Linked DNA regions of Mus musculus: region 1 is linked to region 2. Evidence: chromatin contacts called from ENCODE Hi-C or POLR2A ChIA-PET data. All regions are on one chromosome and are shown on one strand. Each heading gives the region's core, a stretch centred on a gene start or an enhancer-like site at or near the end of the contact. The rest is flanking DNA. Distances are from core to core; before and after follow the strand shown.

Evidence for each region. A loop is a pair of places that touch in the nucleus more often than their neighbours do. ChIA-PET counts read pairs that join two places held with the same protein, here RNA polymerase II (POLR2A).
Region 1: a loop to region 2 is called in a map of heart, with 2.9 times the contacts of the local background. The contact joins the promoter of Sec11a here to the promoter of Wdr73 in region 2. A Hi-C loop is called at or near these places in 6 of 37 maps with a recorded cell type or tissue (heart, left cerebral cortex and v-Abl transformed pro-B cells). POLR2A ChIA-PET finds 5 or more read pairs at or near these places in 5 of 5 experiments (Patski and embryonic stem cell).

What each region holds. Positions count from the first base shown.
Region 1 is chr7:80,944,526-80,948,940 of GRCm38, forward strand. It overlaps Sec11a (SEC11 homolog A, signal peptidase complex subunit), which reads right to left and starts at 3,025. Exons shown (of 6, transcript NM_019951.1): 1 at 2,877-3,025. The coding sequence starts at 2,927.
Region 2 is chr7:80,898,732-80,902,721 of GRCm38, forward strand. It overlaps Wdr73 (WD repeat domain 73), which reads right to left and starts at 2,538. Exons shown (of 8, transcript NM_028026.2): 1 at 2,454-2,538; 2 at 1,913-1,980; 3 at 1,617-1,705. The coding sequence starts at 2,494. Nmb (neuromedin B) reads right to left here. Exons shown (of 3, transcript NM_026523.4): 3 at 3,496-3,772. The coding sequence ends at 3,737.

The DNA.
Region 1 (4,415 bases), core at 1,775-4,274, 46 kb after region 2:
CTGGAGAGATGGCTCATCAGTGAAGAGCACTGACTGCTCTTCCAAAGTTCAAATCCCAGCAACTACATGGTGGATAACAACCATCCGTAATAAGATCTGATGCCCTCTTCTGAAGACAGCTACAGTGTACTTACATATAGTAAATAAATAAATCTTAAAAAAAAAGCAAAGCAAAGCCCCAGTTCAAAGGTGATCTTGGGGGGCGGGGAGCGTCTATGAAGAGACGGCTCAGAGAATGAAGGTGTAGGCCTGATTTCCAGGACCCACAGGAAAGGAAGTAGAGAGCCAAATCCCAGAAGTCATCCTTTAACCCTTTAATTCTGAACACAAACTCCAGCCCCCCAATCTCCACTTTCAAAGCGCGATTGGAGTTGTACCACCACGGGTTTCAGTTGTAGAATTTTTGTTTGGTGGTTTGATTGGTTGGTTGGTTGTTTTTTTTCTCCTTTAATTGCATGCCAGCTTTCAATTATGTTGCCCAGGTTGGCTCAGCCTTCCAAATGCTGGAATTATAGATGTGTACTATCGTGCTTGGTTCAAGAAAAGCTGTCTTTCAAAACGCCAGGGGCGAGCAACAGCATAGCTCAACTGGTGAAGGCGCTGTGCCAAGCCTGATGACCTGAGTTCAATCCCTGAGTCCCTGGCAGAAAGAGCTGATTCTGCCAAGTCAATCTCTAACTTCCACGCGTTCACCATGGCACACTCACACCCATACACACATATGCACACACAAAATAAATATACTCTAAAAGGGAGCTCAAGGACCAGCTACTCTGGGGTACTCAAAATGGCAGGAACAAGTGAGACCCTGCCTCAAGAAGGTGGTAGAAGAGAACCAACTACCACAAGTTGTCCATTGTCACATGCAGTCTGTAGCTCTGCATACCCATATTCACACACACTCAATAATAACAAAAAATAAGTAAAGGGCAGGAGACACAGCTTGGCAGTTGAGAGCACTTGCTCCTCTTGCAAAAGATCTAGCTTTGGTTTTCAGTGTCCACATGGCGGCTCACAACTGTGAGGCCAGCTCCACAGGGCCCAGTGCCGCCTTCTGGCCTCACCCGCAGCAGACACACACATGGTGAACATGCACACTTCTTAAAAGTAAAGAATTTTAAAAACAAGGGTTACAGGTATAATTTACTGGAAGAGCACATGCTTAGAAACTGAAAGACCAGGTTGGGGTTGGGGAGGTAGTTGGCTGCATATGCTTTTAAATTCTAGCACTCGGGAGGCAGAGACAGGCAGAGTGCCAGGCTGGCCTGGTCTACAGAATAAGTTCAAGAACAGGACGAGAAACCCTGTCTCAAAACAAACAAAGAACATGAAAGGCCCTGAGTATGATCACCAGCAATACACATACACAAAATTTCTGGGAATGGAATAAGAGAGGATGGTGTCACCAATATGCCTTCAATCCCAGTATTTGGGAGGCAGAGGCAGAGAGAGGCTGAGGCAGAGGCAGGTGGATCTCTGATTTCCAAACCAGCCTCATCTACATGTGAGGCCTTATCTAAAAAAAAAAAAAAAAAAAGGAGGAGAAGGAGGAGGAGGAGGAGGAGAAAGAAAGGAAGGAAGGAAGAAAAGGTCTTTCCAGATGGAGGATACATGTGCTCAGTGACAGATCACTTGCCTAGTGCTAGGAATGATTTTCAGCACATTTGAAAAACAATCAAACAAACTTAAAAAAGAAAATACGGTTATTTACCCTGACTCAAGATGCGAAGGCAGGAGTCCAGCTCAAAGCCAGCTTGGGCTACACGGTGAGTTCCAGGCAACAGGGCAGAGTCATACCAGCCAGTGATGCCATGTTGTGACATATATCTATAAATCTACCTCTCATGAGGCTGAGGCAGGAGGACTACATAGCAAGACTCTGTCTCGAAATAAAGTAATAAAAATAAGGTCTTTCAAAACTAGAAGCGCGGTTCTGGTAGCCTGTGATGAATGCAAGGCCCTGGTATTGATCCCCATCACCGAAATAGGAGTCCATACAGAAGACAGTTAAGTGACAGCTACTCCTTAAAGCTGTTCTGACTGGAATGTCTCACAATTTTGTATGTATGTCTAAGAAGAGACGGACCTACTTTTCTATGTAATAATTATAAACAGGGCAAAACAAAGTCCTGTTCCAAAATAAACCAAATCTTTAAATGAGACAATTCTTAATACCAAAATACGAGGGGGGTAGGGAGGCAGGGAAAAGGTCAATTGCTACCAGAACATTCGGTTCAGGAGACAAAAAGGTGACCGTGTTCTCAGTACCTTCTAACACATGAGCTAGAAGACAGCAAGACTGAAGGATAAAATCTGATTTAAGTTTCAAGATTTCTGTTCCACTGACATCTATCATCAAAGATTCAGTGGACTGTCACCTTTCTGCCAAGGAAACTGGCACACAAGTGGTATAACAGATTCAACTCCGAGCTTAGAGTGACCCTAGTTAAAATGGATGAAGCTCACTGAGGTCTAGCTGGGCTGAAAGGTGGCTACACAATGAAAGCAACACAACGGCTCCTGTGGGACCTGTAATGGCTTTCCCCAGAGCCCCACCAGAAACGGTTAAGTCTGCCGCTTTACAGTGTCCCAAACTCCCACTTACAAAGCGCCCTATAGTTTTCACTTACTCCCCTGCCTCCTCGGGGGGAAGGGATCGCAAAGGTTCTCTCCTTCCCTCTCGGTCCCCCGAATCTGGTGCTATGAATGGGGGCAAAGAGGTCTTGGCTACCTACAGTCTGCAAAGAAAGAAATGATCCATACAGGCAACCGACCCACGCAGGCCCTCAATCCCGCCCAGAGATCCGCGGGGCGCCCCGCAACGGCAAAGAGACCAGAGGAACCCTGGCAGAGAGAGAGAGGGCGGCCCGTCTCACCTGCCTCTTGTTCATCCGCCGCACATCGTCTAGAAAGTCTAGAGACAGCATGGTGAGATGGAGAGCGCGACAACTAGCAGCCAAGAGGGCGCGATAGAACCACCAAGAGGGACCGCTGCAACACGGGCCGGGCTCACCGTGGACAGAACCCCCTGATGCCTGCACTTCCGCTTCCGGGGCGGGAGCAGGCGAAGCTCCTCCCTTCTGAGCAGAGAATGGACAAAGAATGACTTGTGAGCCCCCTAGAACAGCCCAGGGCCTGGCCTTGTCAAAAAAGGACCGTAGCCTTCTCCGGCCGAGAACCGGCTGAAGGCTGCTTTCTGTGCTCAGCCCGCGCGGCGGCTCCCGAAGACAGTGACCCTAGGTTAGCTAAGCCCACAGCGTGCGGAAGGCGGGCCCTTGGACAGGCCTGGCCAATCGGAAGCCGAGTCTGCGCCAGCGCGAAGTCGGTGTCTTCCTGCGTGCTGCTGGGGCACGGGTGTGGCTCGGGACGTGGTGCCTTGCTGTTTGTTCTCAGGTGGAGCACGCTGCGGTTCGCTACCGGAAGCTGTGTGTGTCTTTTAAAGCATTGTATACACACACACACACACACACACACACACACACACACACACACACACACGCCAATTGATCACAAGATGCCTTAGTGTCATGAGGGCACTGGTGGTGCAGGTGGCCAGGAAGACCCGTCTCAGTTTTGACCTTTACCAACAGTGATTTGCTTTGTCTCCTGACACTTGGATGTGAGCCATTTATTTGACCCGCAAATTTTCACAGGGGCGGGGATTAGAAGTGACATCATTGCCATGGGGTTTCTTTTGGTGGGTGATAGATGTACAACTCCATGTATATACTAAAACCATTGAATTGTGCGCCTTAGTGGACTGTATGGTATGTGAATTATAGCACAATAAAGTAGGTGTGAGAATGGAAAGGAAACCGCTGATGTCTTGTTCACTGTTAAATTCCCAGTGGTGGCCGCACAGCTGGCATGTATAAGGCACAAAATCAGTACTTGAATTTAAAGAGAGGAAAGAGAGAAAGACTATCTTCAACTATTAGTAGAAACCTTACATTTACTGAGATGGGATAGGAAATGTTTAGAATTTCCAAGTTAGAAAGTTTTATAAAAGAAAATACATAGAAACCCCCATGGGGTGCCCCATAGGTATCCCAGCTTCCGTGACAGTACCAGATATGTGTATCAGAATGACTTCTTCATTAATAACTGTTGATGTGGTTCTCGATCTAAATTCTGGCTAGTAGAAACCTTCACATAAGCTTGTCAGTGTTAAATTCAACCTAAGTTCAAATTAAGTGGGAATGAGCTTTGACCCTGTATTTTGTGCCTTGAAGAGCCCCAAGAGCAGCTCAAAATCCTGTGGGTCCAAAAAAGGTGAATAAGCTATTTAGTTGGGAAGCTTTAAAAGCATCTCGTACAAGTGGGTGATGGGGGGAAGACAGGTAGATCTCTGCAAGTTCGAGGCCAGCCTGGTCTAAATAGTGAATTCCAGGACAGCCAGAGATTCATAATAGAGA
Region 2 (3,990 bases), core at 1,288-3,787:
GAGATGGCTCAGCGGTTAAGAGCACTGACTGCTCTTCTGAAGGTCCTGAGTTCAAATTCCAGCACCCATATGGCGACTCACAACCGACGGTAATGAGATCTGATGGCCTCTTCTTCTGGAGTGTCTGAAGACAGCTACAGTGTACTTACATATAATAAATAAATAAATCTTTTTTAAAAAAAGGCGTTGGGATTAAGGGTGTGCATGCACCACCACGCCCTGCTCAGCACCTGCTTTCCAGATGAGCACTAGGGAAGGAGGCATCAAAGTCACTCGGCTGGACCTCGGCAGGGCTCATCTACTCGTGTAAATATCTACGTACGTGGTCAGCTTCTTTTTTCCCTCCTGCCTATCCCCAAGCCTTTTTCTAGTCTGTCCTAGCCCTTGGATTATGGGGCAAAAACAGTTTACACCTTCCTAGAGGAAGACACAGAAGACAAACAGCTTAACCCAAGAATGCAAAGATTACTACCACCAACCCACTCACCCTCCCACTACAAGCAAGGTGGGTCTTTCTAGCAATAAAGACAAAACAACCATGTAACAAGTGTTCACTCTATTAAGAACATCTGTTTTCTTTCTTTTTTTTTTCTTTCTTTTTTTTGGTTTTTTGAGACAGGGTTTCTCTGTAGCCTTGGCTATCCTGGAACTCACTCTCTAGACCAGGCTGGCCTCGAACTCAGAAATCCGCCTGCCTCTGCCTCCCAAGTGCTGGGATTAAAGGCGTGCGCCACCACTGCCTGGCACATCTGTCTGTCTGTCTTCCTTCCTCTCTCTCTCTTTCTTCTTTTTTTTTTTTTTATTTTTTTTGAGACAAGTTCTGTGTAACCCTGGCTGGCTAGGAGCAGCCACTAGCTACACTCACACATTCTCTCCCCCTATTTCAAAGACTATTCTTTCTCCGCATCATTTAAATGTGCTCCCCAAGGCTCTGCCCTGCCGCCTCAGATCCTGCTCCCTCATCCCAGGCGACCTTACTCATCCACATGGCTCCCTCATCTCTTGTCTGTGAGGGACTAAGATGCTCTGTGAGCACTGCACCACTGACTACTTCTCAAGGCTCTACATTTTTAAAATTTATTTTATGTATGCGGATGTTTTGCCTGCCTGCAAATGCTGGATGCCCTGGAAAGGAGTTACAGCAAGTTGTGAACTGCAATGTGGGTGCCAGGAGTCAAACGCAGATCCTCTGGAAGCGCAGAGTGCTCTGAGCCCCCGAACCATCTCTCCAGCCCACGTCTATTTCTGATAAAGTAAGACTGCTCTTTGCCTGTAGCAGCTCTCCTGCGACCACCTGCTTGTCCTTGGCATTCATCCCCATGCACAGGGGCCTTGTTCTAGACTTTGGTTTTGTTTTTCTTTTTTTTTGAGACAGGGTTTCTCTGTGTAACCTTGGATGTCCTGGAACTCGTTCTGTAGACCAAGCTGGCCCCAAACTCACAGAGATTCACCTGCCTCTGCCTCCCAAGTGCCTGGATTAAAGGTTTGCACACGCCGCCGCCCGCCCCCCCCCCCTCCTTCTGTGGCAGCCCCAGGTACTTGTCAGGCAGAGTAACAGGCACTCCAGAAATGCATAATAAATTGACACAGATAATCAGCTTCTCTATTTAAGTTACCTGGTTTTCCTGTACAGAGAGCCTGAGAGGTAGTATCAAATGAAGAATCTCATTTTTTTTCAAACTTTCATAACCAGCAACAAAGACTCCTGAAATAAAACAGTAACTATGACAAAGAGTTAGAAATATCGTGGATCGTGGCTGGATTTATAAATTCTCCCAATACCTTCCCCATTCTCTGAGTAGCCTTGTGTCAGGGGATGGAAGTTGAATGGGTCTCCCTAGCGGCTCAGACTTTAAAATTCAGCCCATGAGGCAGAAACGCATCTCGTTTAGTAGCAGGCAAGATATATTACCTTTTTCACCAATCCACTCAAGGACTCGAGTGGCTCCTGAGAGGTCAAATGCATGGAAGTCTTGGTACCTGCAGGATAGGGTTACAAAAATCACGCGACGCACAGCTAACCAAGAACTGGGAGATCGCTGAAGGACTGGTGGAACCAGGCTCTGGAGTTAGGTAAACATGGGGCTGAATCTTTTCTTCTGCATTTTCCTCCCTGGTGTATGAGACCGGGCTGGCCATAAGGAACCAAGCCTTGGTTCCTCACCTGCGGAACTCCCATAAAGTTGATTTCCCCAAGTTGAGGTGAACAATCAGGAGAAACCTGTGTTCAAGTTAACCTAGAATCCGGCCCAGGGTAACCGGCCATGTGTGCCTTATCAGCCCTCACATGCGCGGATCTGGTCACATTACTTGCTTACAAAGGACCCAGAGTCCCAGAGCTAGAGGCCGGGGGTCAGGACCTCCATCGGTCCGTGCCTGGGCACTGCCCACGAGCCCACAACCGCACGCGCCCTCTCCCATTGCCCATCAGACCCGCCCACGGGCCAATTTACAATCGCAAAGACTCCACGAGCCAGTCCTCAGCGAGCTCCATAGCAACTGTGGCTTCCGTCGCTCCACTTCCGCCAGCCAGACTTCCTGGGCAGGCGCGCGCTCTCGCGAGGAGAGGGCGTGGTCTTCCGCTGGCTGGGGCGGAAGCGCTCAGCGCTGCGCGAAGCCCTGTTGATGTTTCTTCTGTTCTGTGTGCAGAGTCCGGGTGAAAACGACGCAAAAAAACCAGATCCATCGATGTCAGCTACAAGCAGGATCGGAGACATCAAATATACCCCTAATGTATATTTAGGATCAAGAATGTGCAGCCAAAGAGCTGTCAGTGTCCCAAAGCAGGTACAATACAGACTTAATTGGCACTTCAAGTGAACAGTTAATTTAAGTTTGCGTGTATTGTCCGTAAAGGATACTTAAGGACTTTTTTATTTTTTAAAATGAAAGGAATCTTGTTTAACTGGGGATGTAGCTCAGCTGCTAGAGTGCTTGCCCGGCATGCACGGAGTTAGCTTTTCAGTACCCCGTAAAAATAGACAAAAAACCCAGCGCGGTGGCGCATGACTGATCAGAAGTTTTAGGTCATCATCTGCTGCATAGAGAGTTCGAGGCCAGTCTACTGTTACACAGGACACGATCAACAAAGTATCTGACATTCCAACTTAATTTTTATTCGATAACTTTGGCAACATGTATGGAGGACCCTACATTCGGAGAAGAAAAAGAACACAGCAGGGCTGGATTCTAGTGTGGCTCTCTCCCGTATGCACCAGGTAGTGCACTAAAGTTTGCCATGGGGATCAAAGGTGGGGCGAGTGCAGCATAGTGTAGGTAGCCCCCCACTGCAGGGGAAGAAGCTTTTGGTAGCAGAACTCACTCGTGGCTGGATCAGTGCAGCCAACACAACACCTGACTGCTGAGAGCTGGCTGGCTGGTGCCATGGTGGGGGGTGATGGGGCTTTTCTAAGACCACCCTAGCTCTCTGAACATGCCACCCTCCAGAACCCTTCCCTCTTTCCTCAAATGTGGGTGGAAGGAGAGGCCCAGACATTCTGTGTAAAGAGCAGTATTTTTATTCACCACTTCACCAGGGAAGCAAGAAATACAGCAGGAAAGACTTTGTGTCTGCATCATTAACATTCCTGGTGACCCAACCAGAAATCACAGTAACAGATTAACACATTTGAGCTTAGGATTTACATCCAGAGGAGGCCACTGCTAGGGTTCCATTGTCAGCTTCCCTGGATGGACACATTCTAAGCCCAGCATCCGGTTTGTTCCATTATTGGCATCACTTCTGCAGTAGTGGCTCCAGCAGCCTCCTGTACTGAAGGCAAGAAGGGAAGACTTGACTCTGGAGTCCACAAATCAGGGAAATGCTGAGTGTACCCAGGAGGGCAGCTGCAGGCTCTCAGCTGAGCCTCTCAGTGAGAACCTTTCTCCCTGGAAGACCTGAGGAGTCAGGGGGATTGGTTTTCCCAGAATATAGCCCCAACTTCACAGGGTAGTCATGACAACTAAAGGACATCACAGAAACCAAGCCCA